Regions from separate parts of the Homo sapiens genome. Here region 1 is linked to region 2. A link is a loop called in an ENCODE intact Hi-C map of the cell type or tissue named here. Cell type or tissue: Caco-2. All regions are shown on one strand. Links, peaks and the distances in the headings refer to the core of each region. The heading gives the core; the rest is flanking DNA. Region 1 has its middle 17 kb from the start of CPNE8-AS1. Region 2 overlaps ALG10B (ALG10 alpha-1,2-glucosyltransferase B).

Region 1 (16,723 bases), core at 3,850-11,849, 590 kb after region 2:
ATGTAGCTTATATGACTAAGAGGCATCTACATTCACTACAGTTCAGCCACACAGCCTTCCTTGAACTATTCTAACTTACTTTGCCCCTCTCCTTCTCAAAGCTTTTAAACTGTACTTCTTTTTAATTCTGTCTTACTTGGCCAACTCCTATTCAGTCCTCATGGCCTACCTAAAATGTCATTTCCTCATGGAAGTGTTCAATAAATACTCTCATTTGCATTGCTTTTTAAACAATGAATCTAGCAGGACAACTTAATGCATAGAGAAGAGACATATATGAAATCTGAGGATTCCTTTATCTAATAAAGAAAATAGCAGTATGTTTCTTCTAGAGTTGTAGACATTTATTTGAATATAATTACTCAATGATACCCAGCTAACATTGAGAGACTTCCTAGAATAAAGCCTTTACTCCTTGAAATCCAGATGTCTTTGAAAGGGGCCTGTCCATAAGAATTTTACAGGGATATTTTTTCATGATTATTAAGTACAGAACAAGACTTATTTTTTATAAATATTTTCAACCTCTAAATTTATCAAAAATGTCTTCTAAGTAGCTTTTCACTAAATTTGCTAATTCAGAGAGTTTGATTTTTCAAGACTGCTGAAAGAAATCCATTTGCAAGAATGAATCAGAAAGGGCAGGCATAAAGAATTCTGAAACTTTTCAAAAGAATACAAGAAAAAATACATTCTTATAAAAGGAGTATGAAGTCGAAAATATTTTGCGTCTACAGACACCTTCCTAAATGCCCAAAATAAGCAATAACTTTTAACTATCATAGTTAGAATAAGCATTGTTTGACAATTTGCTTAATACCTATTTCTCCTGCTAGTCATTGAGCCTCAAGGGCATAGGGGTCCATCTGTCTCACTCATTGATTGTCCCTTGCACTCAGTGTACACCGATGTGAGTGAGGTGCTATGTGGCCAAGGACTGTTAAAAGTATCTAAATTCACTTTGATATGTTTAGTTCAGCAACAGCTGAGCACTTGGATGGACTGTCCAACAGGCATTTGGGACTGGTGAGAGGACAAGATTGTTGATATTGGAATCAATAGCTTAGAATTAGCAGTTGATGCCAAGCATTTTGGTGAGTACTCCAGGAAAGAAAGGAAAAGAAGAAAAATAATGCATATCTGGCCTTGGGAGAGAAGGACAAAGAAAGGTCCTACCAAGGAAACAAGTTGGGAAGAAGCACGTGGACAAACAGGAAAAGAAAAACAAACAAAAAACAGCATCAAGACACTAAATAAAAAGAAGAAGCTATTAAGGGGAAAGATGTCAATGGGATCATTGTGGTAGAAGCTGCAAAGGCCACATTTCTGCCTTGTTTTTGTTGTCCCTGTGGGTTGCCTCACTCTTTTTCTTGGGCAGTTACCAATGTTACAGAATCCTCTAAAGATTTTCTGTAATCATCCAAGGACTGTCTTTCAGATTCTTCTACCAAAATGTCCTAGAAGCCCAACTGTAGCTCCTGCTGTGCTGTCTTGAGAATAAAGCCCACCCTGCTTCACATGCTATTAATCCAGAAAATAGCTCTTAAGTAAGCAACTGCATGGCTGAGGACCTCATATAGGAACAATCCCCTCTGGCCTACTATAGCCAGATGTATGAGGAACTAATGCCTCATTTCCAAACCTGATTTAGATCGCTGCTAGAGCAGGGCAGATAAGCATTAATTAGTATGTGGTCAGAGTCTGCTCTGGTTTCTTTCCTGCGTGGATAATTAGAATGTGCAACCATGCAAAAAAGTAAAAATTTTGCTGGAAACTAGGGAAATAGAGACAGAGAGGAAAAAAAGAATATAAATCTTGGGTGTTTAGTAACTTGTTATAATTGACATTCTTATGAGCTAACCTAGGCTTTTTGGTATATTTGAAAATAATTATTTTAATTAGAAAATGTTAAAATACTACAGGACCTTTCTCTAACTGTCCAAGAGATTCAGGCAAAACTTGTAATTCACAAAACAGTTTTTCATAGTAAAGTTAATTGCTGTTAAATTTACCATAATTTTGTGATAACAGATGCAATATTCTTTATTGAAAGTTCAAATAATTAAATTGTTATTTCACAAGTGAGTCCCTTAGAATGTTGTAAAGTTTGGCTGGGTGCAAAGGCTCACACCTGTAATCCCAGCACTTTGGGAGGCCGAGGCAGGTAGATCACTTGAGGTCAGGAGTTCGAGACCAGCCTGGCCAACATGATGAAACACCATCTCTACTAAAAATACAAAAATTAGCTGAGCACGGTAGTGGGAGCCTGTAAGTCTCGCTACTTGGGAGGTTGAGGCAGAAAAGCCTGATACAGAAAAGAACAAACTGATATACTGGACTTCATCAAAATTAAAAATGTTTATTATTTGAAAGACATTCTTAAGAGAATAAAGACAAATCACATAGGAGAGGAAATATGTTGCAAAACATATATCTGATCAATGACTAGAATATATAAAGAACTCAAAACTTAATAACAAACCTAACAACACAATTTGAAAAACTGAAAAAATGTTTGAACACACACTTCACCAAAGAAGATATACAGACAGCAAATAAATACTTCAAAAAATGCTCAACATCATTAATTGTTATAAAAGTGCAAATTAAAATCACAGTGAGATACTAGAGCACACATATTAGGATGGCTAAAATAAAAACAATTGGCTATACCAAGTATTGGTGAGGATATGGAGTAACTGGAACTTTTATATACTGCTGGTGGAAATGTAAAATGATACAGCCGCTTTGGAAAACAGTTCGGAAGTCTGGACGTTTCTTAAAAGTTAAACATACACTGGTCATATGATGTATGAGTTTAACATACACTCATCATATGATCGTATGATGTAGCCATTCCACCACTAGGTATTTGCCCAAGTAAACATATATTCATACAAAGATATATACATGGATGTGCATAGCAGCTTTATTTGTAATACTGAAAAAGCAAAACAGTGGAGAGTGATGGCTATAATGATAACCTTGATTGTGGTGGTGCTTTCATGGTTGAATACATATGTCAAAATGTATCAAAATGAACAATTTAATTACATATAGTTTATTGTATGTCAATAATACCTCAATAAGGCTTTTAAAAAAAATGCACACACCATTTAACCTGGCATTTCCAATTGAGGAATCCATTGTACAGAAATGTTTGCAAATGTGTGAAATTATATTTGCCTAAGGTTACCTATTATACCAGTTAACAATATCAAAGACTGGACACAAATTAAGTGTTCATCAGTAAGGAATTTGATAAATAAAGCATGTTTCACAGTTGAATATGAGGCAGGCATAATAAAGAATATTTATTTTTAGTAGAGATGGGGTTTCACTATTCTGGCCAGGCTGGTCTCCAACTCCTGACCTCAGATGATCCGCCCACCTCAGCCTCCCAAAGTGCTGGTATTACAGGCAGGAGCCACCATGCCTGGTCGGATAAAATGATTATTATGTGACCCTGTCACTCAATTAAGGGACGACAGCTTTTATTCTCAAATCTTCGTTATGATACATACAGTTAGCTAAAACTCTTAATTCTTTAAATATTTAATAAATATTTATTAGATCTCTGGGAAAATATTCAAGCAATTCAGTTGTACTAACTATTGCTTGTTTTCTACTCCAGCAGTGATCCTTTCCATCCCACTGGCCACAAACAGACCCTAAAAGCATCTTACTTGCAGATGTGTTTTCTCTCACTTTCCTTCCCACCATTCCTTTCTTTCTGCCTCCTTCTGTTTTCTTTTCATAAACTATGAAATATCACACTATGCCACAGATTTGTAGTGGCCTCTGGGATACTACATTTTTGGTACAGTAGCTCTCCATATGGCAGAGAAAAAAAGACTGATTTCTATGCATTCCGTCTGGTGTTCACAGGATCTCAATGTATCTCTATTAGGAGCTTTTAAAATCAGTACAAGAAAACTCATGCTTATCCCAGCATGAATCAACATGTCAAAGAATGTCGACAAACATAAAAAAGAAAAATTAATATTTAAAAGGTCTATTCATTAATTCCATGTATATTTTAGAATGGCTTACCTTTAAGAGGCCACTAAAACCATTTTCCACTAAATCTTAGGTTTTGATGATGGTGGTCGTGGTGGTGGTTGTTATGCTTGTTTTAAGAAGCATTTCTAGCGTGACTCATTGTATTAGCTGGGCAGTTAATTGTTCTGATTGCCAAGATTGACAACTACATTGGATTTTAAAATTTTTAAAAATTTGGTGGCTGGGTGCGGTGCCTCACGCCTGTAATCCCAGCACTTTACAAGGCTGAGGAGGGCAATCACTTGAGGTCAGGAGTTTGAGACCAGCCTGGCCAACGTGGTGAAACACCATCTCTATTAAAAATACAACAATTACCTTGGCATGGTGGCACATGCCTCTAGGTTGCAGTGAGCCAAAATCATTCCAGTGCACTCTAGCCTGGGTGATGGAGTGAGACTCTGTCTTTAAAAAAAAAAAAAAAAGGTATCTTTTCTTTCTTGATAATGTACTATAACATTCAAAGAATCACAGGTTGGAAGGATGCAATATTCTTATTCTTTACAAGAGACTTTTTCCTGCCACTTTGTTTTTATAATGACTGTAGCCAAAAATAGTAGGATATTATGTAACTTCAATGTATAGAATGCTAAATACATCTTCAGTACAAATCTTTTTTCATAAACCTGCTTTTTTTTCACACAAATGGTAGCTCCATGACTGCAGCATTTGCAAGTGAACGATAAAGTTCCAAATGGTGGTTTAACAACAGTATAACAGGTCCACATAAATAGATTTGGTTAAGGAAGCAAAAAGTTGTATGTAGTCCAATACACATAGTCAAACCATTGGGGAAAAAATTAAACAACATTAAAAACTTCAAATAAGCTCTTTTTTTTGTTTCTGGTTGCAACCGATGTTTACCCGGCCCTCCACAATTGTAAACACAAAACATGTTTTCACCCAAAACAAAATGACCCACAAAAAATAATTAAGTCGGCTTCCAAGAGACCATGGCCATCCGTCAGCTGAGAGTGAGCCAAGACACGTGACTGCTGAGGCCAGGGCCTGGCACACAGTGACTCATGGTGAATATGTATTGAATGGATTAAAAATGGGAGGGTTTTTTTTAATGTGGAGGAAAATTGGCAGAGTTAACTGGGAAGCAGTATGATTTTTCAATCCAGAGAGTTTTTAAAATCTAGAATTCTAATAATAAAGATGTTTTGTTTCCTTTTACATATATATTATAGGCTATGAATGACATGTAAAAATGTATACATTAAGCATTTCAGAAACTTGAATGAAACTCTCTGTATCAGATCACTCGTGAGACAGTGAGAGCCAAAGCTGACGTATATTAAATAAAGTCAATAACTACTTCTCATCAAAACCTTGTGAAGTAAGTATTATTTAAAATAGGTATTATTTATTCCCATCCCAAACAAGAAAATTTAGACTTAGGGAAGCTCCATGACTTAAAGGTCACATATCTATAGCAAGTGGCAAATGGCTCTAATCAAATAACTCCAAAGGTTGAATTCTTCAAACTATAGCACTTATCTTCCATTCCCTCATAGCCAATCTGTTCCTCCTCTGTATGTCCATACCATTTACAATTGCTCACAATCATTTAGCTCTGCTGACACAGCCTGTAATTGTGTATCATTTTATCTATTTACTATTTTATTAATTTCTGTTCTTTTCATTTTGCTCTTTTCTTATGTGTCTTTTGTCTTTACTCTGTTTTCATTTTTTCCAACTTGCTAAGTTTAATGCTTAGTTTTTCACAATCTTTTTCATATTATAATACAAGAACTTAAAGCCATGAATTTCCCTATAGTACTGCTTTAGCTGCATTCCACAAGTTTTGATATAGAGTACAGTTGCCTCTCAGTATCCATGGGAGCTTGGTTCCAGGACCCATATGGACACCAACATGCTCAAGTCTCTGATATAATATGCATGGTATTTGCATATAATCTCTGCACATCCTCCCATATATTTTAAAGCATCTCTAGATTATTTATATTAGTATAATAATACAGTGTAAATGTTATGTAAATGGTTACTATGCTGTGTTTTTTAGGGAATAATGACAAGGAAAAAGTCTGTACATAAATGAAATGCTTTTAAAAATATTCTTGATCTGTGATTGGTTGAATCCATGGATGTGAAACTCACAGGTACAGAGGACTGACTGTACTTTGACTGCTGCTTTATAATATTTTACAAATTTCATTTTAACCAATTGATTGTATGGAGTATATCTTTTTTCTCAAAAGAGTATCTTATCATCTTTTTATTATTGATTAATAATCCAATTACAATGTTATCTGATAAAATGGATTATATAATAACAGTTTTGAGTGTATGAAGACTTCTTTTATTATCTTATACATGTTTAGTTCCAGTAATTATCCGTACATCTTCAAACATCAGCATAAGAGGTCTTGACAGGCCACTTAGTGTTTATCTCCATCTCAGACTGTGAAAGATAGATAAATAGGTAAGTCCTCGCCAAGGATTGTTTTTATAATTTCATTGAAAATTCTCTAATAATATATCTGCTTTGGTGAAAAGGGAGATTCAATAAATAGGGAAAACAACAGCATCAAAGCAAACGTTTATGTTTGTGCAGTGAGTAGATTTCAGTTCAATATGTAACTAACATCATAGCTTCATAAATTAAATCTATGGGCATTTAGAGTTATGCTACAATAGAAATACCTCCTTTTGGAAGAGTAGATAGAAGACAGATAGAAGATGGATAGATAGATGATAGATAGGTAGATAGATAGATAGATAGATAGATAGATAGATAGACTCTCAACAGGTTTTGCTTTGTAAAAATATATCCACACTCCAGGCTCCTGACTCATGCATGTAACATACTGAGAATATTCGCAGCTCAAACTATCTGACCAGCAGGTGGCACATGCCTACCTGCTAGGGAGTACAAATAACCAGTAACTGACTTTCTTACAATAAGCTGTTGTGAACAGCTGTGACTGCTCAGATTCAAATTTTTGTATTACTTTTGTTTTAACTAAAGATTTCTTTGCCCTTTCTTCTGCTTAGAGTACTACTTCAATCAAATAGAAGAAGGATCCTGTTTTAAAAAGAATTAATGGCATTTATTCTTTAATGTATTATGCTTCATCAAACTCTATTCCTAAGATACTCAATGGAATAAGATTATTATTTATAATAAGTTAAGCTTATATTCTTAAATAAAAAATTAAATCAATACTATAATAATATAAATTTAATCGTAATTGGCTGAAAAATTTATTGGATTTCCTTTGGAGATTAGAGATGTTTAACATGATAACCAAGGATCCTAAAAAAGGATTAATAAAGGGGCTTCAAAGGTCCCATGAATCCCGCAAAATTATGTGCAAAATGTTGTTCGTGGGAGAGTTTTTTCTGATAAGAGGTGTAGTTTTTATTATTAAATTTTTCAGAACAAAAAATAAGTTAAAAACACAAAAAAAGACAGTGGTAGACATATTTCTTTAAATTACTATAAATTATAATATAAAGAAACATACAGAATTTGGAAATTTTCTATTCTTTTCTCTTGCACGTGTGTAGTGCCCCTCTAAAATGTTATTTTTTTCTTTTAAATGAATGTATGTTATAATCAAGTTAATTTCAAGAAGCATGAAGTATTTATCATTTTCCAAATGGGTAATTCTCTTTGATCCTTTTTGTAACAAATATACAGTAGTTTAATTCTTTTAACTTGTATTAAACTTAGTCATCTCAAAATTTCCAGGTACACAGCATTTAGTTAAAGGTCTTTTCCAGTTTTATTTAAGTAGTCTTTTTGCTTTTTTCTCTCTCACACTGAGTCAAAAACTTGATTAAAAATAAGATTTTATAAACCACTTGAGATTTTTTTTTTTCAATGAGAGAATCCCCTCCCCACCCCCGCCCAACATGAAATCCCAGAAGATAGCATATAAGAAAACTTCTATTGAAGGTAAGAAAAGACTAATCTAGTATTTGGGGAAGTTATACATATATATACATATATGTATATATATAGAGATACACATATATATATATATATATATATATATATGTATAACTTCCCCAAATACTAGATTAGTCTTTTACATTTTTATAAAATATAATATTATATATATCTCTCTATATATACACATATATATGTGTATATATATACATTTATATATACATACATACACACACACATGTTATTGGAGAAAGGTTTTTTGTGGTTTAATCTAGATATGGGGAGGAAATTGCAAGGCTCATATCCAAAGGAAGAATGTAATCAGAGAAGAATGAAGAAATCTTTGTTGTCAAGAAAATTGACAAAACTCTCCCTGACCCTCTCCCTTCTCTCAGAGGAAGGCTTTAAATCAACAGGTCTTAGTCAAGTTAATTAATTGCAAGCAACCAAAGCTGATTCTGGTTTATTTAAGCAGAAAATTGATTAAATTAATTACATATTGGGTTGCTCCCAGAATCATTGGGAGTTCAAGAGAACCAGTCTCAGAGTCAATGAAGTTGAGACAGTGAAGTCAAAATGCCTCAAAATCACACCTCAGGACTGGTCTAATGAGTACACCAATGAATATTAGATGTTGCCCTTACATTGTTGCTATTACCAGAGAAACTACTCAATACTGACCCTAGAACACTTCCATTATTGTACTTGGAAAATTGACTCCCATGTAGCACCACAGACCAGACTGCCATTTTTGCTACGCGTTGTCATCATTTTCACCACCTCAACTGTCATTTCTTCACCATTGCCACCACTGCCTACACCAATTACATCACTGCCATCACTAGCGAAGACAAACTACTCTAGTCTATTTATCTTGGGACATTCGGGTAAGAGCAGGTGTCTATTCCTCAGATTCAAGGAAAGCTGGAAAATTGAAAATAAAGAATTTATTAGCATTTATATTGAGAAATGGGGTGTGTCTCCCACCAAAATTTACAAAGTAAGAATAATCCAATGTAGAAAAGAATTATAGCACTTGGCATACAAAAAATATCTAGTTCTTTTCCTATTAACACTTCCTAATATACATTTGGATGTATAAAACTACCTGTGTGATCACATGTGGCACATTATAACTATGCCTTGCACATCAAATATACACTCATTTCTTCCACAAAGACTTACCAGTTACCACATTCAGTTTCAAGATCTCTGGGGAATGGCTATTCCTTTTTTATTCCAACATAATTCTGTATTGATAATCTTTAAAGTATGAACTAACATTAAATAATGTGAAAGGGAAGAAAAGAGAGTAATTATCAGAGAGATAATTATCAGAGTGTGTGTGTGTGTGTGTGTGTGTGTGCATATGACTGCAAGAAAAAAATGCAGGTATTCTCTACTTTGTATCTATAACTGGTTATAAGGCTATAGTTGGTATTGATAATCTCCGTATCTCATTAATTATCTCATTTACTTGTTTCTTTTTTTTTCCTTTAGCTAACATCTAATCTGGTCTGAGTTTATTGCCTAAGTTTATGGCCTACAACTTCATTTCTTAGAAACCAACTCCTGGAAGTCCTGCCTCTATGATACCGCTTTTTATTCTGCTTAATAAACACGGATGTACCGGAGATCTCCTGGGCTCTATTCATACTCTTTTCCATTCCTGCTTATAGTAGCAAACCTGTTTCCTGTTGAGAGTCAGGCTGTCACCCAAGCCCACACCACAATCCTGAGAATATTTTTGTCTTTCATTAAATGCCATTTGGAGTCTAGAATTGTCTGGCAGCAAGCTCAGATTCCAATTCAATGGAACTCTTATAGGATCTCTAGTCAAAGCGTTCCTCCATGGATTCTCAAACATGTGGACAAGAAGATCCCAGAGTTGTATAAAAGCAAATACTGTGACTATGAAAGAGAATGCACCATTTAATGAGTTCAGAGGATATTAGGCATCTTACAGGAGAACACCTCACCCTCACAAGAATTTGTCTCCAGGCTTGCAGTGTAATTGAGTCTTCTACTGTTTTATACGACAACAGCCTCTCAACATTGCAAGCCTACAACATTGAGATTGCAGTAAACCTAATCTTGTGCAAATCAGCCTATTGCACCACAAACATGTATCTACTGAATACCAGCTGACTGAAAGGTCTCAAAATGCCAGCTAAGAATTATCTGTCCAGGCCAGGCACTGTGGCTTATGCTTGTAATCACAGCACTTTGGGAGGCCGAGGTGAGTGGATCACCTGAGGTCAGGAGTTCAAGACCAGCCTGGCCAACATGGTGAAACCCCATCTCTACTAAAAATACAAAAATTAGCCCGGTGTGGTAGCAGGTGCCTGTAATCTCAGCTACTTGGGAGGCTGAGGCAGGAGAATCGCTTGAACCTGGGAGTCAGAGGTTGCAGTGAGTTCAGAGTGTGCCATTGCACTCCAGCCTGAGCAACAAGAGCAGAACTCTGTCTCAAAAAAAAAAAAAAAAATTATCTGTCCAGCTTGTAGTCAACACCTTCTAATCCAACAGATCCATCTCAAAAAAAAAAAAAAAAAGAATTATCTGTCCAGCTGCTGGTAGTCACACCTTCTAATTCAACAGATCCATTCCTTTGTTAGCTAGTTAAAAGTTGACTGCCTTGAGTACTAATACATTGAACCTTCATGACCATCATGGTATACCACATAAAATTGCTTCTGTCCAAGGAACTTATCTTACAGGAGAGAAAACAATGAAGTAGAGGCCAGAGACAGACAGAGGGATAGAAAGCAAATATAAATGGATTATTAGTTTTAATTGTGATAACAGATCTTGGACTTGTGTTGTTATGATATTACATAAGCCTCAAGAAAATTAAATGCCTAGAGAAATGTAACAGGATAATAATAACCATAGATTGATTGAGTTTACCCTAAATTTACAAGATTAGATTCCCCACGACTGGGCAGAAAAGGAACTTGGGACTGAAACTAAGTTCAGTTATAGAAAATTTGTCTTTTGGTACATACATTTTGTAGAGTGGAAAATTTGTTCCTTCTCTATATTAGCAGTTTAGAATATGATGCCTTCTTAACAGACAGAATTTCTCCCAGTCATGCTTACTTGCATAAGTCAGTTGCAAACATCAAGTTTAAGTGATTAATAATGTAAAACTTCTTCTGGATGTAAGGGTGATATTAATTACCCTAAACTGTATTAATTTCTGGAGACCTGGGACTAGACTGTGTCTTAGTCACTTCTTTATTTACTCTTAGCACCTACAATAGTACCATTAGCATAGAATAAATTCTTTAAAAATGTTAATGAATGAATGAACTAGGAAGAAACACCCTGGAAGAATGATTTTGTTAGTTGTGCACATCAAAAGTAATGAACTGTTCCACCCACCCCATTATCTTACACACATAACTTAACTCAGAGAAAATTAAGCTCATTCAAAGTAAGAGCATTTCTTAAATTAAACCATAAGTCAGTAGGCTTCTTTCTCCCTAGCTCCTGTCGCTCATTATCAAGTCTGGAATTTAGGCGGGAAAATATAACCATAAGCCACTTGATGAAAAGGCTAATATTGTTAAGTCCAGTGTCTTAAAATGGTAGCCTAATGACCCATAAACGCTGAAGCTTGGGACATCCACTTAATACTTTCTTTACAAGGCAAAATGAATTTCTTACTTCCTGCTTTGATTTTGGCATTAAGTAGCACTATGTAACTGTACCTAAAATAGATGGAAAATACATGCCTTGTTCCAAGACTCGGTTTTATTGCAAGATGGTGTCTTGAAAAGTTTTACTCATTATGCCTTTTTATATTGTCCCTAACAAGGAATTGTAGGAAATTACACAAGTCATTCTCTCTATCTTAAATAGCAGGAAATGTTAACACAGAGGTTTACATGGAGAATATTTCTGTTCCATGTTATGACACTTGCTTCAAGGGACCCCCATAGATGTGTCTTGAGGAAACTTCCTAAATGAGGAGGAAATTGAGATAAAATTAATGTTTGAATCAAAAGAGATATTTGTATGTGAACATGTGTTTCTACAGTAATGTACTAAAAGTAGTTAGAGAAATATTGTGCAAGTGCCATAGTGGTAGTTGCAGATGACAAAGTGGCATCACAAACAATAGACTCAAATTGCTGATCTCTCACCTATGTTAAAATATGAAAGCCTTTTCCCCCAAAGCCTGCAAGTAACCTACAATTCTCCAGAATAAGTAGACATAGAACAGTTAAGAATATGAGAAGTCGATTTTTAAAGCATTGCATTGTTCTGGGTTTCAATGGTATAATTGAACTCAACTACCACAGGATGTAAATATCAATGACTCTCCCACAACCTCCTTCTCTGTTTCCATTGGAAGTCATTAATTAACACATCTCAGAGAACTTTTATGACTCAGAATCTAAGCAGAGTCCTAAAAACTATTATTTGGTGGAAGGACTAGGAAAATACAACAGTTGTCATGGTAAGAAGGATTAGAAATCCACCCATTTATGGAAAAAAAATCTAAACAAGTGATACATTTAAGTCTTGCCTACAGAGCATTATAAATTTATGACAAAATTAGCCTATATTAGCAGAAAAATTCTACTTCTCTAATCATGAAATTGGCATTTTCAAAAAGTATGTGTAAGGTTTTGTAGTGTAAAGTCAGCATTACAAATGTATGACAAAATCAGCCTGTATTAGCAGAAAAATTCTACTTCTCTAATCAGGAAATTGCCATTTTCAAAAAGTATGTCTAAGTTTTTGTAGTGTAAAGTCAAGTTTGGGAGTATACATGAAACCAGAAAACCATTTGTCTTCATGTCAGAATCTTGAGGGAGAAATTAAAACTGGAAACCTAAATTTAAGAATCTTCTCCCTAAAGCTTGTTAGGCACTTTATATGAATATCAGCTATCAGGTTACCTTAGGTGCAGGTGCAATACCTATCTCTACCCTCCTTCGGCTTGTACCATTCCCTTTATCTGAATGGCCTATATTCATCTACCAAAATCTTATCCTCTTATCTTCCATCTCAAATGCCACCTTCTTCATACTTTTCCTAGTGGTAATAAAGACTTAGATATGGACATATCTTAGAAATATACTGTCAGCTCTCCTAACACTTTATTTTTACATTTGACATGATAATTATTATGCATTCTGCCTTCTATTTTAGTTATTTGAGTAATATCTTGAAGCCTTCTTATGGATCAGGGATTCTCAAACTTTTTATCATCTGGGTCACTTGTAAAATATTCAAATTGTTGTGGTGGGGCCTTGGAATTTGCCCTTTCAATATGTTCCCTTTGTTCTTTTTTATTATTCTTAATGTCCAAAAATTTTCCTATTTTATCTATAGCCAAATCACAAGCTCTCTCTTAAAAACATTTTGGCTATATTCCAGTGGTTTAAAAAATTTTTCCATGTTCTCCATTCTACCTTCTATCATTTTGGTCAATTTGAATATTAATAAGATTGAATAGGCTGCAGTAACAAGTAAACCCTCAAATCTTAGTAACAACACAGTAAAGTTTTCCTTTCCCCTCATACCACAATCCTGTGCAAATCAGGTATTCCACCTCTATATTTTATCCATGCCATCTGAAACATATGACTTACAAGTTTCTTATGGAATGGGCATATGCCACTTCTCATATTTCATTGGCCAGAACTAATCATATGGTCCAAACTTACTGCAAGGAAGGTGAGAAAATAGAAGATATTTGGTGTGCACTAAGAATCTCTGACCAGATTAAAATGCCAGTTGCTTGGCTTTTAAAAATATCCTACAACTACTCCAACTCCAAATGTCCAAAAGAAGTTTTACCCACATGATAATCATCATAATAGCTATCATTCCATGAGCATTTACTACATTATCATGGTAAGTGCAATGAAAGATTATCTAATTTAATTCTTTCAACAACACTGTGAGGTAGGTATTATTAGTTACAATTTTTGAAAGGCACTGAAATTTAGAAAGGTATGGTAACATAACTTGCCCTAATATACAAAGCTTATAAGTTGTGAAGCCAGCTATTAAACAAAGCCTCTATCTCAAAAGCTAATTTTCTTAAGGAACTGCTTTCTATTTCCTTGGAAACCACTCTCCCATACTGGTCTTTATAAGCCACAAATTTGATATTGCTATCCATTGATTTTAGAACCCAGTCTAAAATGTCCTATGTGGCACAAAAAGCCTTGCCCAACATGTTTTTGTTTTTGTTTTCTATTTTAACTCTCTGGCCTATTGTATTATAATCACATCTCTTTAGCAATTTTATTTTAGCCATGCTAAGCAATGTGCACTTCCATTCTAGCTCTGAGTTTTTTCTCACTTTAATCACTCTTCCTGCCATACTCGTTATCCAGGTAATTCCTATATATATATGTGTGTGTGTGTGTGTGTGTGTGTGTGTGTGTGTGTGTGTATATATGTCAGTCATACTTTAGATATTACATTTATTGAAAAATATGAAAATGTAAAGAAGAGTTGTAAAAATTGAGGGAAAGTCAACATGATGAATCACTACATTCAGTCAGCAAAACATCCAGCATTCAACAACGTTCATGGGAAAAAAATGAATGAGCAGAAGAATATATTTAAATACGTTAAAACATAATGTCTGAAAAGAAATCTTTAAAAGCTATGACAGTCATAAAACGTTAACGAATTTTTAGGAAAGGGAGTTTAGGAAACTATAAAAAGTGATTGTTAAAATAGAAAAAATACAACAAATTGAGTTAATAGCAATATAAGTATCAGTAAAGATTACATTCTTAAGATGCAAGACGAAGTAAAGGAATCCCCCCAGAATGCAGTTTAAAAAAATAACTTCAATTTCATTATATCATTTAAAAAATAACATCGGCTGGGCGCTGTGGCTCATGTCTGTAATCCCAGCACTTTGGGAGGCAAAAGTGGGTGGATCACTTGAGGTCAGGAATTCCAGACCAGTCTGGGTAACATGGTGAAATCCCATCTCTTCTGAAAATACAAAAGTAGCCAAGCATAATGCTACACTCCTGCTACTCAGGAGACTGAGGCAGGAGAATCACCTGAACCCCAGAGGCAGAGGCTGCAGTGTGCCAAGATCGTGCCACTGCACTCCAGTCTGGGTGACAGAGTGAGACCCTGTCTCAAAAAAAAAAAAAAAGTAACAATAATTTTAATATATCGTCTTATTTACAGTTAGGTCACATATAACCATTGTCTTGTTTTTTCTTTAGTTTGTTGGAATCAGTGAACAAAACAGGTGTTCTAGTTGTTTGATAAGCCTCTTAAGTCTCTTGTATTCTATAGTTTTCCCTTTGTATTTTTTCTTGTGATTTTTTTTCAGGAGGAGGGGAGTTGTTGCTATTGAAAGAATTGGGTTTTTTGTCTTATAGAGTTTTTCACAGTGTTCGTTTCATTAAATGCATCTCTGCTTTATCTGTTAAAGTATTCATAGTTGGATCTAATGGCTTGATCAGATTCATTTTCATTTTTCATTTTTATGGTAAGAGTCCTGATAAGTGATATTGTAGATTTTCATTAGGGTGTACATAATGCCTGTTACGTTATGTTAGCAACCATTGATTACAACTACTCCAACTCCAAACATCCAAAAGATTTACCTGCATGGTAATCATCGTAATAGTTATCATTCCTTGAGCATTTACTACATTACCCAATGCATTTAATTAACAAAATTTTTCAAAATGGCAATAATTTTTTGTTATCAGAAGCATATAAATAAATAAATAGATTGAAACATTCCTATTTCAAATATTTGGTCACCTGTTGTACAGTTTAGATACGAAAGGTATGATAAATGCTTGATTTTTACTCTTTATTTGCCTGTTTTTTCAAATAATGAGTTCCTTAGCAATCTCCAAAGTTAACAAGTAATTTTGTGCATGTCACTGCATACATAGGGATTGAAACAGTCTCAGTTCAATCTGCTGAAGATACTGGATTTATTGTAACCACTTTTTCTCATCTTTTGACTAGATGTTTATTCGACTTGTCTACTGAGTTCTTTTTGACGTAACTCCAGTAGTCTTTGACAGCTTCTTTGCTTTCTGGTCTGAAAACATGTTTTAGGCTCATCTTATACATTTTCTTTTCCCAGAAGTAGAAGGAACATGGTGAGAACCATCTAATAGCTATGGGAATAAAACTATCAAATTTGGCTGAAAGGTGTAAAAGAAGCCCCAACTAAATAGATACATTTTACTTTTGCCAATAAATTAAAATGCAATTTTTGAAATTACGAATCCATTGAAATTTTAGTAAAATACCAGCAGGGATTTGGGATTCTAAATTTCACAAAGAAGAGGAAACATGCATGAATACCTAAGCCTTATGAAAATTATTCATAAAAAGTCTATTATTTATATTATTATCTTATGTTTATGATACGTACCAATAATAAATGTTAATGTTTATGAAGGCTCTGCTAATTAAAGCCAACAAAAAATACTGTGTTGGCAAAATAATTCATTTGAAAAAATCTGTCTTAATGAAAATAGTTTATGTTAAAATTGACAATTCAAATCAATATGGAAAAGATCATTTATTTAATAAATGCTATTAAGAGAATTAGCAATCAAGTTGGAAAAAAATAATCCCTGTGTTGGAAGTAAATGTTCAGTGCCACCAAGTGAAAATAGCACTCAGGCAAAAGTTTTCTCAGCAAAGCAATTTCCTTCTATAGAAGAGTGTGTCTCACAGATGGAGTAATGGCAAGAGCACACCAGACAAGGCAGG
Region 2 (16,723 bases), core at 5,291-13,290:
GGAAGTGTTCTTATAAATGTTTATTGTGTTTTTGCAAAGCCAGAGATAAGATTAATATTGATTAATTTTATTTAAATAAGGTTTGAGTAGTTGAGTAGTTTTAAATAAATCTCTTCATTAGGTAAGCAGAAATAGCATTTATCATTAAAATAATTGTATCTGTGTTTTTTCTTCCTCCAAGGCTGCCTCAAGTATCCAGAGAGTCTTGTCAACATTAACACTAGCAGTATTTCCAACACTTTATTTTTTTAACTTCCTTTATTATACAGAAGCAGGATCTATGTTTTTTACTCTTTTTGCATATTTGATGTGTCTTTATGGAAATCATAAAACTTCAGCCTTCCTTGGATTTTGTGGCTTCATGTTTCGGCAAACAAATATCATCTGGGCTGTCTTCTGTGCAGGGAATGTCATTGCACAAAAGTTAACTGAGGCTTGGAAAACTGAGCTACAAAAGAAGGAAGACAGACTTCCACCTATTAAAGGACCATTTGCAGAATTCAGAAAAATTCTTCAGTTTCTTTTGGCTTATTCCATGTCCTTTAAAAACTTGAGTATGCTTTTCTGTTTGACTTGGCCCTACATCCTTCTGGGATTTCTGTTTTGTGCTTTTGTAGTAGTTAATGGTGGAATTGTTATTGGCGATCGGAGTAGTCATGAAGCCTGTCTTCATTTTCCTCAACTATTCTACTTTTTTTCATTTACTCTCTTTTTTTCTTTTCCTCATCTCCTGTCTCCTAGCAAAATTAAGACTTTTCTTTCCTTAGTTTGGAAACATGGAATTCTGTTTTTGGTGGTTACCTTAGTCTCTGTGTTTTTAGTTTGGAAATTCACTTATGCTCATAAATACTTGCTAGCAGACAATAGACATTATACTTTCTATGTGTGGAAAAGAGTTTTTCAAAGATATGCAATTCTGAAATATTTGTTAGTTCCAGCCTATATATTTGCTGGTTGGAGTATAGCTGACTCATTGAAATCAAAGCCAATTTTTTGGAATTTAATGTTTTTCATATGCTTGTTCATTGTTATAGTTCCTCAGAAACTGCTGGAATTTCGTTACTTCATTTTACCTTATGTCATTTATAGGCTTAACATAACTCTGCCTCCCACATCCAGACTTGTTTGTGAACTGAGTTGCTATGCAATTGTTAATTTCATAACTTTTTACATCTTTCTGAACAAGACTTTTCAGTGGCCAAATAGTCAGGACATTCAAAGGTTTATGTGGTAATATCAGTGATATTTTGAACTGTAAAAATGGACTTAATAATTAGACCATTTCTACAAAGAACAACTGAATAGGTGGAAAACATGGAATTTCTTTTAGGTGCAGTGGTGGTCCTCAAATTACATTAGTTTTTTTAATATATATTTTAAACATATGTAAGAAATTAAGTGGCAAAGAACTGGGAAAGCTTAAGACCTGCTTCAAAAGCCTGAATAATGGGAAAATAAAATTGTTTTCAGATATCTCATATCGCTCTCGTAATGTTGGCCCCTCACAAAGCTTGGGAATGTTTTGTATGTATAAGTTTATTAAAACTGGGTATGCTTCATATTACTAGAACTAATTTATTCTCTTCAGAGAGAACTATTAGGTTAGTGCAAAAGTAATTGTGGTTTTTGCCATTGAAAGTAATGGCAAAACCACAATTACTTTTGTACCAACCTAATAACAATGTGTTAGCAAATATTTACAAATGGTCAGGTGATATTCTTGACTGAAAAGTTCCTTAACATTTCAGTAAATATAATTTTAATTCTAAGTCAAAATAGAAATGCATAGATAGTAAATGATAAAGTAGAGACTCATATATGTCTGTCTAGGCATCAAATTGTTGGTTATTGTTTACAATCCAGAAATGATGAAGCTCTTTCACTAATTCCTAATATGAAATGTATGATGGCCAAAGACAAATTGTGTTGATTATAATCCTTTAAAAGGGGGATTTCCTTTATGAAATACATATTGTATTAGCTTCCCAGGGCTGCCATAACAAATGACCACAAACTTGGGTGCTTACAACAATTTTCCTCACAGTCTGGAGGCCAGAAGTCTAAAATCAAAGTGTCAGCAGAGTTGGTTCCTTCTGGAGGCTCTAAGGAAGAATCCATTCTATGTCTGTTTCCTAATATCTTGTGGCTGTCTGCAATTCTTGGAGTTCTTTGGCTTATGGGCATATCTTGTCTAAGTATTGCAGACAGCAATCTTCACTCCAGTCTCTGCCTCTGCGTTCACACGGCCTTTCCCTCTGTCTTTTCATTACCTTTTAAGGACAGTGTCTTTGAATGTAGGGCCCACCCTGATCTAGGGTGATTGTGTCTGGAGACCCTTAATTATGTTTACAAAGACCCATGTTCCAAGTAAGTTTGTATTCACATGTTCTGAGTAGACATTGTCTCTTCATGGGATACTTTTCAGTCCATGACAGTTACTAAAGGACATTTTAGGATAATCCTCATATGATTGTTAGGAGACTACCTTTAAAAATTTTTTATTATATATCAAATTATAGTTGTATATACTTATGAGGTACGAAGTGGCATTATGATTTTTGAATATAATGTGGGATGATTAAATAAAGCTAATCTATCCATCACCTCAAATATTTGACATATTTTGTGATGAAAACATTTGAAATGTACTCTCAACAGTATTGAAATGTACATACAGTGCTTAATTATTAGCTGTATTCACCATGTTGTGTAATAGATCTAAAAAAAGTCAAACATATTCCTTCTATCTAATTGAGGCTTTGTATCTTTTGATTGTCATCTCCCTATTCCCACATCCCCGGCCTCTAGCAACCATCATTCTTCTCTCTACTTCTGTGAGTTTAATTGTTTTAGATTACACAAATAAGTGAGATCATGTGGTATTTGTCTTTCTGTGCTTGGCTTATTTCACTTACCATAATGTCCTCCACGATCATCCATATTGTTGCAAATGACACAATTTCTTCCTTTTTAAAGGCTGAATAGTATTTTTTTGTATATATATGCCACATTTTCTTTATCCATTCATCCATGGATGGACACTTAGGTTGATCGAATCACTTGGTTATTGTGACTTGTCTGCAATGAACATAGAGTGCAGACTTCTCTTTGACATACGGATTTCAAATCTTCTGGATAAATAGCCAGAAGTGGGATTGTTGGATCAGGAGATAATATCTTAGCTGATACCTTTTAAATAACTCTCAGTATCTTTACTGAGAGGTTAAAAAATAAGTGACTTCTTAGGTAATATAAAGCTAAAGGTGACTAGTGTTTGATTCCATTATCTATTAAAAAAAGTCAGAATTGAAAGAAAGTTGAGAAATCCTTTGGTCTGACTTTGTAGATTAGGGAACAACTGCTGGGGTAGGATTATTTTGTGTTACTTTTTGAATTTTGTGTTTATTATTTTGAGTGTATTTTTTGGGTTGTCATTCCATTACAGGAAAGTATTATTTGGGCATGTTAACTTTGACATGTAAACTTAGAATTGTGAATAGAACTCATCTTTTAACATAATTTTATGTTTCTAAACTTTAAAAGTAGCTATAAGTGAACAAATTACTTTCCCCTCAATGTCAAATTTTGCTTCTCTGAGTTTTAAGTGATGAGTCTACATTTACAAATATAAAATTGTGTGCAGGTGAAAATTACAAGTATAATTTGAGTAATAAATGCAGGCCATTTTTTGGTTGTACTCTAGTACTCAGAAAATAGATCGGCATTAGTTATAACAGTGATTGTAGAAAAACGTGTTTTACCCAGACTTCTTAAAAATTAGATGAGAGAGGACACTCAAAGAAATTATACTTTTGTCATTAATTTACTATAGTGGAGAACTAAATCTGGGAAGTCAAAATTGAAAAAAGAATGTGTAATTTAGGGAAAGTAACTTTTTGTCTGATAATATTAATGCAAGGATTTTGTATTTAGGAATACTTCTGAGAGGAGAAGCTTCCACTCTGATCTAGTCTGGCAAAATTGAGGAAAATATTCTACCCTGTAATTAAAGAAGACTGCTCTTTGGAGGGATCACTGTTCTATATCTTTTTTTGTTTGTTTTTGTCTTTGAGGAGAAGTCTCGCTCTTGTCCCCCAGGCTGGAATGCAATGGCGCGATCTTGGCTCACTGAAACCTCCACCTCCTGGGTTCAAGCAGTTCTCCTGCCTCAGCCTCCCGAGTAGCTGAGATTATAGGCGCCCACCACCAAGCCTGGCTAATTTTTTCTATTTTTAGTAGAGCCGGGGTTTCACCGTGTTAGCCAGGCTGGTCTCGAACTCCTGACCTCAGGTAATCCACCTGCCTCGCCTCCCAAAGTGCTGGGATTACAGGCGTGAGCCACTGTGCCCAGCTCTTCTAGTTCATTTTTAAGTGTTGAGTCCCTGCTGTTTAAGAGATGTTTTGGTGAAAATCTACATTCAGAGAGAAACAGGTTAATCTTCCACATTTTTTATAAAATACATAAAATATAGTACTTGGCATTTTAAGAAAAGAATGCCATGTATTAAAAGGTGCTATTTTCAACTATTTATTATTTTAAAACAGGAATGCTTATCAATACTTTCGAATTTAAGATAAATGTCTTCGTTAAATTTTCTAGGCAGTTCAAAGATGGCCATTTGCTGGTGAATTTTCCAAAATAGATAACAGATAAAATGATTATGTAAGAACTTGGCACAACAGATCATTTTGCCTTTAGTCGTTCAAGAAATGATACTAAACTCAAAGTCATTCACTTGAAACAACTGAGAAGACCATTCTTAGGTGTTTAGATCCTTGCTTTTAGAAACATTCTTAGTTATATTTGTGTTTTCAAAAGTTATTGAGTAGATAGATATTTTTTCATGAATTTTTAAACATTAGACTTAGCTGAATTGATTAAAATTAGGTGATTATGAAAAAAATATTGCCCTGCTCGAGGGCATCTGGAGCCCTACAGTTACCATTACTAAAGTCTGTGAGTATGTCTATTTTGAAAAGTGTCATAAAAATATCTAGTCCATAAATCATTATAGGTTCAGTAATACATCATTTTGAACTGATTCTATCTTCTGTGAAATTCTAGAGATATGTTATCTTTAGGTAGCATGAGTAAGATTCAGGTATGCTGTGAATTTTGTTAACGTTTATGTTTTCCATTAATGGATAGTCAGGAATCTTTTGAACTGCGTCTATGTATTTAAATGATTTGGAAAGATAGCATCTCTCAGTTTAAACTTAGCATCTCATTTTGGCAAGATAAATTATTTTAGCTGTCTGGCCTTTTCTTTGTCTTCTTAGAGTTATTTCTGAAATGTGCATAGCCAGTCATAAAATAACTTGTGTAAATAGCCTAATGTAATTTATTTCTAATAAATACGTAGCTTAATGAAATGTATTTCTAGTTTGAACTTAATTGCCACTTGGCTTGATATTATTTTCCTTAGAATTGTTGGAAGAGAGGAGAGAGGAAGGGATCTACCATTTTTATTTATACCACCTAAATAGTGGACTGTTATTTTGGACTCACTTTTAAATAAAATATTTATTCACATGAAGAAATAAATTTTGTGTTTATTAGGTTAGCAAGCGTTTATTATCTTTGAAGTAATTGGAATTTCATTAAAAAGTGAAGCAAGTAAGAATTGTGATATAAATTTGAAAATTTTTAAATGGAAATTGAAATATGACTTAGGAACTGTGGGCTTGTAGAAAAAAACATTTAACATGGGAGTTAAGATTTTTATATTTGGTTGTGGCTCTGGGATCAATAAGGCAAGTGGTTTAGTCTTTAGTCCTCATTTCAAATGAGAATAGTATTTGTCCTAACTCTAGTCAGTGTCTGATTGGTATGTGTATAACCTTATTTTAAAAAGGATTCATTCCTGCCATATACTCATAATATTTATAAGTATGTCATATGATAAATATTGAGTAAATATATACTGAATGAAGTTTTTAGTATAGAGTGAAGTGAATAGAAAAAACATCCTACATAACCGTGGCTAATTTTAGGAAGTAAATCATGTTTCATAATAAGAGTCATCCTAAACATTTTTCTGTGTAATTTTCTGACCCAGTGTTAACAATTTTTATTTGCCTTAGTGCAAGCTTGTTCAACCCACAGGCCACATGCAGCCCAGGATGGCTTTGAATGCGGCCCCAACACAAATTTTGTAAGCTTTCTTAAAACATGATGAGATATTTTGTGATTTTATTTTATTTTATTTTATTTATTATTTTATTTTATTTTATTTTATTTTTTAGCTCATCAGCTATCATTAGTGTTCGTGTATTTTATGTGTGGCCCAAGATGGTTCTTCCAGTGTGGCCCAGGGAAGCCAAAAGATTGGAGACCCCTGCTAGCATTTAATGCTTATACATGTATTTACTTGTAAACATGTTGTTTCTTTGATAGGATATGATTTCAACATAATTACTGTTTATTTAAAATAAGAAAAACAAATAACTTTCAACCATTAAAAGGTTATAACACTTTAAAGGAAAGTTTCTTATTAAAGAAACTTTATACCCTATTAAGGGTATAATTTCAAAATAATTGCTTTTTATTTAAAATAAGAAAATATTCTTATTTCTATTTAAAATAAGAAAAATCAGTAACCTTCAACGAATAACAGGTTAAAGAATTTAAAGGTAAAAGACATTTCAACTAATTACAAATACTTTGTTTTTTTTAGTTGGGCTACATTTTACCACTCTAGGAATAGCTGTTAATTATTTTTTATATAGGGCATTTTTATGTATTTAATGTTGACAACTGACGTTTCCAATATACAAAAACTTGTGTAACTGAGAAAATTATAATAAAAATAGAGATTGAGGACATATTTTTAACATATATCCATGAGTCAACACTAATATTTAATATTTGAGATTTGAAAAATTATTTCTAGGGTAAGAAATTCTGTCACAATATAATATCTCTATATTGTGCTTTTTTAAGAGATAAATTTTTGATGAATTTAATGTTAATTAAATTTTATCTCAGCCTATCACCATCAGACCAAAAGACAATACAGTATTTTTCTAACAAGGAAAAGAAAATACATATATATATATTTATATATACAAATATATACGTATTTATATATACAAATTTGTATATATGTAATGTATGTGTGTGTGTATACATATAATTTCTCCTTTTTTTTTTTTGTAAGAATTGAGACAGGGTGTCACTATGTTGTGTGGGCTGGTCTCAAAACACCTGCCTCAAGTGATCCTCCCACCTTGGCCTCCCAAAGTGCTAGGATTTACAATGAGCCACTGTGCCAGCTTCCAACAAGAAAAATATTAAATGTATTGGTTTTTCACAGTGAAACTTAATTCAGTTTAGTTGAACCATATATGTGTGTGTATGGCATATATAAGATGAAAAAAGGAGAAAAAGTAACAATAATAATGATGGTTGCCATCATTCATTGAACACCTATAATGTTTTAGGCATTATACTAGCTGATTTACAAATATTGTCTCATTTGATGCTACATTTATATTTCTATGAGGCAGATGTTGATTTCTCTTTGACTGCTGAAGAAACTGAAGGTCGGTCAGGTCAGGTGATTTGCCCAAAGTCCACACTGTCACTAAATGAACATAGATTGGTATGACTCCCAAGCCTGTGAGTTTTTGACCGTCATATTCTGCCTCACTATGAAAAGTTTTTTTTCAATTTTTTTTAAATCAAAAGAAGTAGTATATGGAGAGAGAGGTGAAAATCCATGTTTGCTCTCTGCAGTTTCCAAACCATTCATGACGTGTTATTTTTGTACTGGATATAGTCATTTTTTAAAATGCTACAAACTGTTCAAAAGAGCATGAACAACATGATAACTCCTTATAATTTTGTTGTAAGATAAATGACTAAAATTATGTGGGATATTTAATTTGGATAAGTGGAAATTCTATCACTTGATAAGCTCTCTTGAAGAATAATTATTTGAAAGATTGGACTTAATTCTGTATTGCCTGAAGTGTAAATCAGAGGTCAACAATTAGATTGCAAATCATGAAAAGCATAACTTCTAATTGTTTAGTCTTTTTAGGGAAACAAGCCCAGAAAAAAAGTAAGATTCTCATTCATTGGAGATAAGATTTCTATTTATCAAAGATACTACACAAGAGTTAGATAGCAAGTAGTTCAAATGTCTTTTAAAGGTATCTGACATCTTTAAAGCTCTGTAATTTTTAAATTCTAAATTTTGTTACAGCTAATTTTTAAAAATTAATTGCTAAGTCATGGTCAAGTATTTCTGATGACTTACATGCTGTCTTTGGTATATTTTAAGTTTCTAAACCAAAACTACTATTTGACTCTATTACACCCTGTTTTAGAAAAACATTTGAGTTATACAACTTACTAAAATGTATTTTAGCGGTGATGTTTTGGAGCACTGGTAATATAGTGTTTAACTTATTTTCTATTTTTTATCCCTCTATATTCGTGAAATTACTTCTATTTGAAAAGTTTTCCGCCAGTGATAAAAAAAGGCTGAGCACTATCTGTAAAAATTTTTAAGGTGTCCACTAGGTGGAGATATTGTGCTACATTTCCAAGTGTTGTAGTTAAACTTTTATTAGTCTGAATTAAACTCTTTTATAGTGTTTTATTGTTTTAAACCACAAAGATTTATAATCATTTATATCTATTTATCTAATGTTATTCAAATGTTTTCTGCGTTGTATGAAGCTAAGATAAATGTAAAAAAAACAAACAAAAAAAACCTCACTTTGTGTTTTGTAATCATTAGACGATTTAACCTAATATATCTTCCCATATGATATGATCTTTGCATATGGCATACTTCATTCATATGACATAGTTAGAATCTTTTCCCACAAACAATGAGTGATGATATCTCATTTGAAAACTCGTGTAACATTGTATCAGCCACTGTTATAAAGTGATTTACCCATGTTAGTCTCATAACAACTCTATGAGATCAGTACCGTACACATGGGGAAACTTAGTATAGAGAGGTGAAGTATTTTTTCCAAGATTACAAAATAACTGTCTGAGCTGGGATTCGTAACCAGGCAGCCTGACTCCAAAATCAATATTCTTAACTCTATTGTTATGATGGAGAAAGGCATGAAGTCTACCTTCAAATTCATGGCATTTTAGAAGGAAAAATTGTCGCAAGTAATGTGATTATACTTCCTAGTTTTATAGGTCAGAAAAATGAGGTCCACACTAATTTTGCCTCTTCCACAGGGAGATAGATTCTCATCTACCATTGTGTCTTTTGTTTCTGTTTTTGTCATGATACCTCAAATTGATATATGTTGTAATTATGAATTTAAGGAAGTAAAAAAATAACTCAGGGCTGGAGCCTTCAGCCATATTAACATACATTGACATAAAGACCTTTGTTTTAATATGAATGATTCCAGTTAACAAATGGAGAAATAGTTGTTTGAAAATTAATATTTAGCTTCTCAAAAGAGACTCCTGTTTGGAAGCAAATTGTTGGTTTAACAGGACATACTTTAGATATTTGAAAAATTCTCTGTGGAATCACAATCTCTTATTTTTAAGAATGTAGGAATATGTGTTCTATATGCTTTTAAGTTATGTATTACATACTATTCTCTAAAATAGAAATGTTTATTTGGCTTCTAAAAGTCATTTGTGAGTTGATGTTATTTAAAACTGCTTTTCAGTCAACTTATTCTTTATAAAAAAGTTTGTTCAAATAGCATGTTTTTATTTTGTTTCTAAATAAATTCATGTTTGATAATATTTTATAATGTGTTGTGTCTATTTTTTTTTTTTTTTTATTGATCATTCTTGGGTGTTTCTCGCAGAGGGGGATTTGGCAGGGTCATAGGACAATAGTGGAGGGAAGGTCAGCAGATAAACAAGTGAACACAGGTCTCTGGTTTTCCTAGGCAGAGGACCCTGGGGCCTTCCGCAGTGTTTGTGTCCTTGGGTACTTGAGATTAGGGAGTGGTGATGAGTCTTAAGGAGCATGCTGCCTTCAAGCATCTGTTTAACAAAGCACATCTTGCACCGCCCTTAATCCATTTAACCCTGAGTGGACACAGCACATGTTTCAGAGAGCACCGGGTTGGGGGTAAGGTCATAGATCAACAGCATCCCAAGGCAGAAGAATTTTTCTTAGTACAGAACAAAATGGAGTCCCCTATGTCTACTTCTTTCTACACAGACACAGCAACAATCTGATTTCTCTATCTTTTCCCCACATTTCCCCCTTTTCTATTCGACAAAACCGCCATCGTCATCATGGCCCGTTCTCAATGAGCTGTTGGGTACACCTCCCAGACTGGGTGGCGGCCGGGCAGAGGGGCTCCTCACTTCCCAGAAGGGGTGGCCGGGCAGAGGCACCCCCCCACCTCCCAGACGGGGCGGCTGGCCGGGCGGGGGCTGCCCCCCACCTCCCTCCCGGACGGGGTGGCTGGCCGGCTGGGGGCTGACCCCCCACCTCCCTCCCGGACGGGGCGGCTGGCCGGGCAGGGGCTGACCCCCCCCACCTCCCGGATGGGGTGGCTGCTGGGCGGAGATGCTCCTCACTTCCCGGACGGGGCGGCTGCCGAGCGGAGGGGCTCCTCAGTTCTCAAAGGGGGCGGCTGCCGGGTGGAGGGGCTCCTCTCAGACGGGGCAGCCGGCCAGAGACGCTCCTCACCTCCCAGACGGGGTCGCGCTGGGCAGAGGCGCTCCTCACTTCCCAGACGGGGCGGCGGGGAAGAGGCGCTCCCCACATCTCAGACAATGGGCGGCCGGGCAGATATGCTCCTCACTTCCTAGACGGGATGGTGGCCGGGAAGAGGCGCTCCTCACTTCCCAGACTGGGCAGCCGGGCAGAGGGGCTCCTCACATCCCAGACGATGGGTGGCCAGGCAGAGATGCTCCTCACTTCCCAGACAGGGTGGCGGCCGGGCAGAGGCTGCAATCTCGGTACTTTGGGAGACCAAGGCAGGCGGCTGGGAGGTGGAGGTTGTAGCGAGCCGAGATCACGCCACTGCACTCCAGCCTGGGCAACATTGAGCACTGAGTGAATGAGACTTCATCTGCAATCCCGGCACCTCGGGAGGCCGAGGCTGGCAGATCACTCCCGGATAGGAGCTGGAGACCAGCCCGGCCAACACAGCGAAACCCTGTCTCCACCAAAAAAATACGAAAACCAATCAGGCGTGGCGGCGCGCGCCTGCAATCGCAGGCACTCGGAAGGTTGAGGCAGGAGAATCGGGCAGGGAGGTTGCAGTGAGCAGAGATGGCAGCAGTACAGTCCAGCTTCGGCTGGGCATCAGAGGGAGACCATTGAAAGAGGGAGAGAGAGAGGGAGACCGTGGGGAGAGGGAGAGGGAGAGGGAGTTGTGTCTATTTAACACATTTTCTTATCCTAAACCAAGTATTAGAAGCTTTGTATTTCCCTCACACTGTCCTGTTAGCCATTTTCCCCTGTCTACCACCTCCCTAATGCTAAGCTTTATTAGTCATTTTAAAATAGAACCAAATCTTTTTAAATACCTGTGATGTGTGCTCATAACTAGCCTGGGTGTCTGTATAATCTTCCTTTTATTCTCATAATAATAGAAAGCAGTTAAATTACTGGCTGATCACCTTGAACTTGTTGGGGCTTGGGTTTCTTTTTTAGGCTAGGTCTGTAGGAAGCTCAGAGTATTTACCAAACACATCTAACTTGGCAGGGTTCAAGCCCCAGTCTTTGGGTCTTGTGGTGAAAAAAAAGAAAGTGGTCCCTACTCTGTGTTTGCAGACTTCCACCTCTTACTTTCCATTGGGTGTCTTCGAGTTTCTCTTATCATATGCAGCTCAGAGGTCAGCCCAGGACTTATACACAGATTTTGGGATTCCCTTCTTCTGTGACTCCCTCTTTTCTGAGATTTCTCCTAATTACAGCTACTCTAGCAGTCCTGAGTTCCATCCTTTCACACCTCAAACCAATCATACTGCACCTTTCTAACTAGGGTGTGCCCTCTGGGGGAAAAGCCATATAAACATGGATCTCACCCAGTGAGATCTTTCAACTGAGTCCATCCAGTTCCTGCCTTCTTTTGTTTACTCTTCAATGTTTCCAAAAAGATTTTTTCCCTTTTTAAATGAGTCAATCTACTGGAAAGCTAATATAATAAAAGCTCCTCTACCATGACCTGCCTAAGAACCTTGTCTTGATTGTAGTTAACATGTGTTATGTGTAGTCTTTCTGTTTATTAGATAAGGAAGTTGTGGGTGTTATTTTTGGTTTTGTGAAACTAAAAGGGAGAATTCCTGAAAATAGTTTAGGTGGCAACAGTAAGTTTTTGGAATATGGACTTCTGTATTAGCCCATTCTCATGCTGCCAATAAAGACATACCCGAGATTGGGTAATTTATAAAGGAAAGAGGTTTGATCAACTCACAGTTCCACATGGCTGCAGAGGCCTCACAATCATGGCAGAAGGTGAAGGAGGAGCAAAGTCACATTTTACATGGTGGCAGGCAAAGAGAATGCTTACACAGGACAACTCCCATTTATAAAACAATTGGCTCTCGTGAGACTTACTCACTACTAGGAGTGAGTATGGGAAAGACCTGCCCCCATGATTTAGTTACCTCCCCCTGGGTCCCTCCCATGACACCTGGGAATTATGGGAGCTAAAATTCAAGATGAGATTTGGTTGAGGACACAGCCAAACCATATCACCTTCTAATATGGTCCTCTAACAAAGTTTATCGTAGTATTTGTTATTAAATGCAATGACAACTTGAGGGAACCTTGTGTGAAAAAAACGGTATCAAGAAACGCAAAAGTGACCTACTCTAGACAAGATGAACTCGCCTAATGGGGGCTAACTAATGCAAAGTACAATATGATTATCACTGAGGAGGAATATAAGAGCTAGGGTGTTTACATGAGAATAGAAATCACATCTGACTGAAGGGACAAAGACATACTTCATGGAGAAATTCACACTGGAGATTATTTGTATGGAAACCTGTGGAGACACTGCAGAAAGCATTTCAGGCAGAATAATGTGATGCAAACCATATGGCTGAGAAGCAGGTGGTGACAGTGGCCAACACTTATGCAGTGCTATGTGACAGGCACCAGTCTAAATATTGAACATGAATTTATTTAAGCCTCATAGAGATGCCCTAAGGCAAATGCTATTATGATCCCCATTTTTACTGACAAGGAAAATAAGTCATAGGGAATTGAAATAGTTTACAAACAGGAAATGCGGCTCCAGAACATGCCCTCTTAACCAGGGCGCTATACTGATTCCTGCTAAACTTGCATCATCTGATGGCCTGTGCATCCAAAGAACTGAGGTTATTTTTAGGAAGAAAGTAAGAACAGTGCTCTGCTGTATACAGTGAGGAGCAAGGAAAGCATATGTCCCACGCAGAGACCCACAGATAAATTGGTGTGGAGAGAAACATAGTTATTTAGATTCGATAGCCAGGTTTCAGTTCGCACCAGTAGAATGGCTCTGTGAGACAGGCCCTCCACTCTCCTGTAGATCCTGTTGTAAGTGATGCAGAAGCCAGAGAGAAGGTTGCTCTCCATCAGAAACATGAGGAGTTTTGGAGACCTCCCTAAAATATTTGATCTGAAAGGGTTTGAAGCCAGGAGGAGAGATGCAGTCTTAGGAGAAACGTTTCATGACCTGTAACAGGTACCCTATCAGTCTTTCTCAGTAAGTACTATTCTTTGTAATTTTTATATTTTCCTTGCAACCCTATCACTCTCTAAAGGTCTAGTGAAAAAATCAAATTTAGATGAAACCTAGCTTGACCTAGAATCTTCACTCTGTATGTGTGTGTGTGTGTGTGTGTGTGTGTGTGTGTGTGTGTTTAATGTATACATTGGGTCTTTGGGCCAAATACATTGTAAGGTTTCAGAGGTATAAACAGGCCCTGGGCTGTGGAGAACCATGGGAGGGGATGATCTTGATCTAAGTCAGTAGTTTTTACTTAGCCACATCTAGAAATCTATGTCTTGGTCATAAATTTTGTTCTTTGAAATGCAGGGAAATGTATCATAAAATGCAGGAAATGCAAGGAAAAGTAACACATTAAAGCTAATTGGTTATTAATATTATAAAAGCATATGAGAATGTCTTATTCTATTCCCTCCAGCTCTCCAACCATATCCCCCACACATACCCACACACTGCCTGCCCACACATAAGCACAAGTATTTCTGGGGATCATGAGCATGAGAACTTTAGGGGTATTGCTAGGAAAAGAAGGAAGAGAGTAAGTAGGAAGACTGAAGACAGAGAAAGGAACCACCAGAAAGAGTAGAAAAAAAGAGAGAAATCCTTTCTTCACATACCAATGACTCTAAGAATACCTTTCTCCATTAAAATAATATCCAAGAGGCACATTGGAATGAAATACATGTGGAATACTGATATGAAAAGACAGAAGAATATAATAGGATCTGAGTTGAAAGACCATGCTTATCTCTTCACTTGTACTATAAAAATTTACAGTGATGTCCTTTAGTTGGGGTAACTGTGATGAGCAACATTGAAACCCTTTATGCCAATTTTGTTTTCAAAATGCATTGTCTTAAATTTTCTCTCAAGGTGGCACTCCTGGACATCTTTTCCAGTTATTAGTCTGACAGGAACTTGGTACCATTTTACTTACCTTCATAATGTCACAGATGCTAGTCAATTTTTCATTTTTTTTTAAAAAATGCATTCTTTGAACATTTTTAGCTTTAAGCAAATATATTTGCTTATTTTTGTCATTGAGCATTTTGAAAACATGTGGTTAGAAGCTTGAAGCAGATAATCATAGCTGCATTCTATTCCCCGTAATTAAGAATATGTAAGGCCTGGCACAGTGGCTCACGCCCGTAATCCCAGCACTTTGGGAGGCCGAGGCAGGTGGATCACCTGAGATCAGGAGTTCGAGATCAGCCTGATCAACATGGAGAAACCCTGTCTCTACTAAAAATATAAAATTAGCCGGGCGTGGTGGCGCATGCCTGTAATCACAGATACTCTGGAGCCTGAGACAGGAGAATCGCTTGAACCCGGGAGGCGGAGGTTGCGGTGAGCTGAGATCGTGCCATTGCACTCCAGCCTGGGCAACAAAGCAAGACTCCATCTTAAAAAAAAAAATAGAGAATATGTAGGGCCGGGCGCGGTGGCTCATGCCTGTAATCCCAGCACTTTGGGAGGCCGAGGCAGGCGGATCACGAGGTCAGGAGATCGAGACCATCCTGGCTAACACTGTGAAACTTTGTCTCTACTAAAAATACAAAAAATTAGCTGGGTGGGGGGGGTGGGTGGCGGGCTCCTGTAGTCCCAACTACTTGGGAGACTGAGGCAGGAGAATGGCGTGAACCCAGGAGGCGGAGCTTGCAGTGAGCCAAGATCGCGCCACTGCACTCCAGCCTGGGGGACAGAGCGAGACTCCGTCTCAAAAAAAAAGAATGTGTAGAAACCTTGATATTTTCTTTCTTTCCAATTGGAATACAAGTCAAACCTGGAATTTATAAATAGTTTTAATAAATGTGGAATTTGTTGTATATATATAGTAATATAGAGAGAGTAATAAAAATATAGTAATGTATATATAGTAATAAAAGGCTTCCAAAAGCTTCTGTATGGGAAATTCTTGTTTCCATTAATCAGGCCATTAGAAAAGCACCCTGCCATTCTCTGATAGCTGTGCTATAGAGTAGGTTGCTTGATAAAGAATGAAAGCAAAGTGATTCTATTTGTTATGTAATGTGAGTGACATGGAAGGTAAATTTTTTTAAATAGTCATGGATTTTAGCTTTCTGAAAGGAATGCAATTTGGAAGTTTCTCCAAATCTCCAAATGGTTTTGAGTTACATATAATGCAACCTGACACCTAGCTTGATATTTGAATTCTGTGTAGCTAGAAAGTTGATAGACTATGGATCTTTTCTGTTTTATAATGTTTGGTATTATACTGGACCTTTCCTTGTGTTAATTTTTTCTCTTTATTAACATATGAAAAATTCTGTGAACTATTGATCATCCAATGAGATTTTCTCAGTCTCAAAAGACAAATAATGCAATTTGGAAAACTGTAAATTTGTTTGCATGTAATCTGAATCTCTAGGTATACTCTAATTTTTTTTTCAGTAAATTCTGAGTTAAATGTTTATCATTACAATGCCAGAGGATTAACTTAATTTTTCTATCTTCCAAATCCAGTTTTCCTCCATCAGGAACAAATTTTCATCAAACTGAAATAATGGTGTAGTTTTTGGAAGAAAACTGCTTATTATGAGAAATAATTAGCAGGCATCTAAGAAAAAAATTCTAATTGAATTTGGCGTTCATATTTTTTAAGGGTTTTGTAATTTAGGCTTAATATTTGATAAGGGTAAATTAACCAAGATCAAAACCTTTAAAATATTCGAATTGATAACTATTTTGTAATTATTGAAATAACTTTTCTCTAATAAATAAAGGAGAAATACATTGAACAAAATAAAAACCAACCAACTTTCTGCTACACACTAAATTTTGATAGACTGTCTTTGTCTAAAACAGTAAGGCAGCTATAAATACAGAACACTTGAGCTAGAGTCAGAATACCTGGATTCAAGTCCTGGCTCTGCCATTAACATGCTGTGTGAACCTAGGAAGGTGAACCTATTAGATCAAATGAGAAAGGAAAATACATACAAAAATTATTAAATGGCTGTTAATTGCACACAGTATAAGGGTCATGCATGATTTATTTAATATGACTGAGGCAATA

The links. Hi-C counts contacts between places; a loop is a spot of excess contacts. Peaks named below come from ENCODE experiments on the same cell type or tissue, not always from the same donor. Only the 100,000 strongest peaks of a DNase experiment are listed, where the experiment ranks them.
Region 1: it touches region 2 in a loop (10-fold over the local background); 16 of 110 quality-filtered maps call a loop at or near these places.

Annotation. Positions count from the first base shown.
Region 1 is chr12:38,914,337-38,931,059 of GRCh38, forward strand. No RefSeq gene overlaps it. Among named protein-coding and RNA genes, the nearest start is that of CPNE8-AS1, 17 kb to the left of the region's middle. RefSeq lists a silencer at 6,849-6,938. In Caco-2, for the core only: a CTCF peak has its summit at 6,927 (motif pointing right); a DNase peak (open chromatin) is centred at 6,925.
Region 2 is chr12:38,319,980-38,336,702 of GRCh38, forward strand. ALG10B (ALG10 alpha-1,2-glucosyltransferase B) reads left to right here. Exons shown (of 3, transcript NM_001013620.4): 3 at 182-9,742. The coding sequence ends at 1,234. Among named protein-coding and RNA genes, the nearest start is that of ALG10B, 12 kb to the left of the region's middle. In Caco-2, for the core only: a CTCF peak has its summit at 8,521 (motif pointing right); no DNase peak of the experiment used is centred there.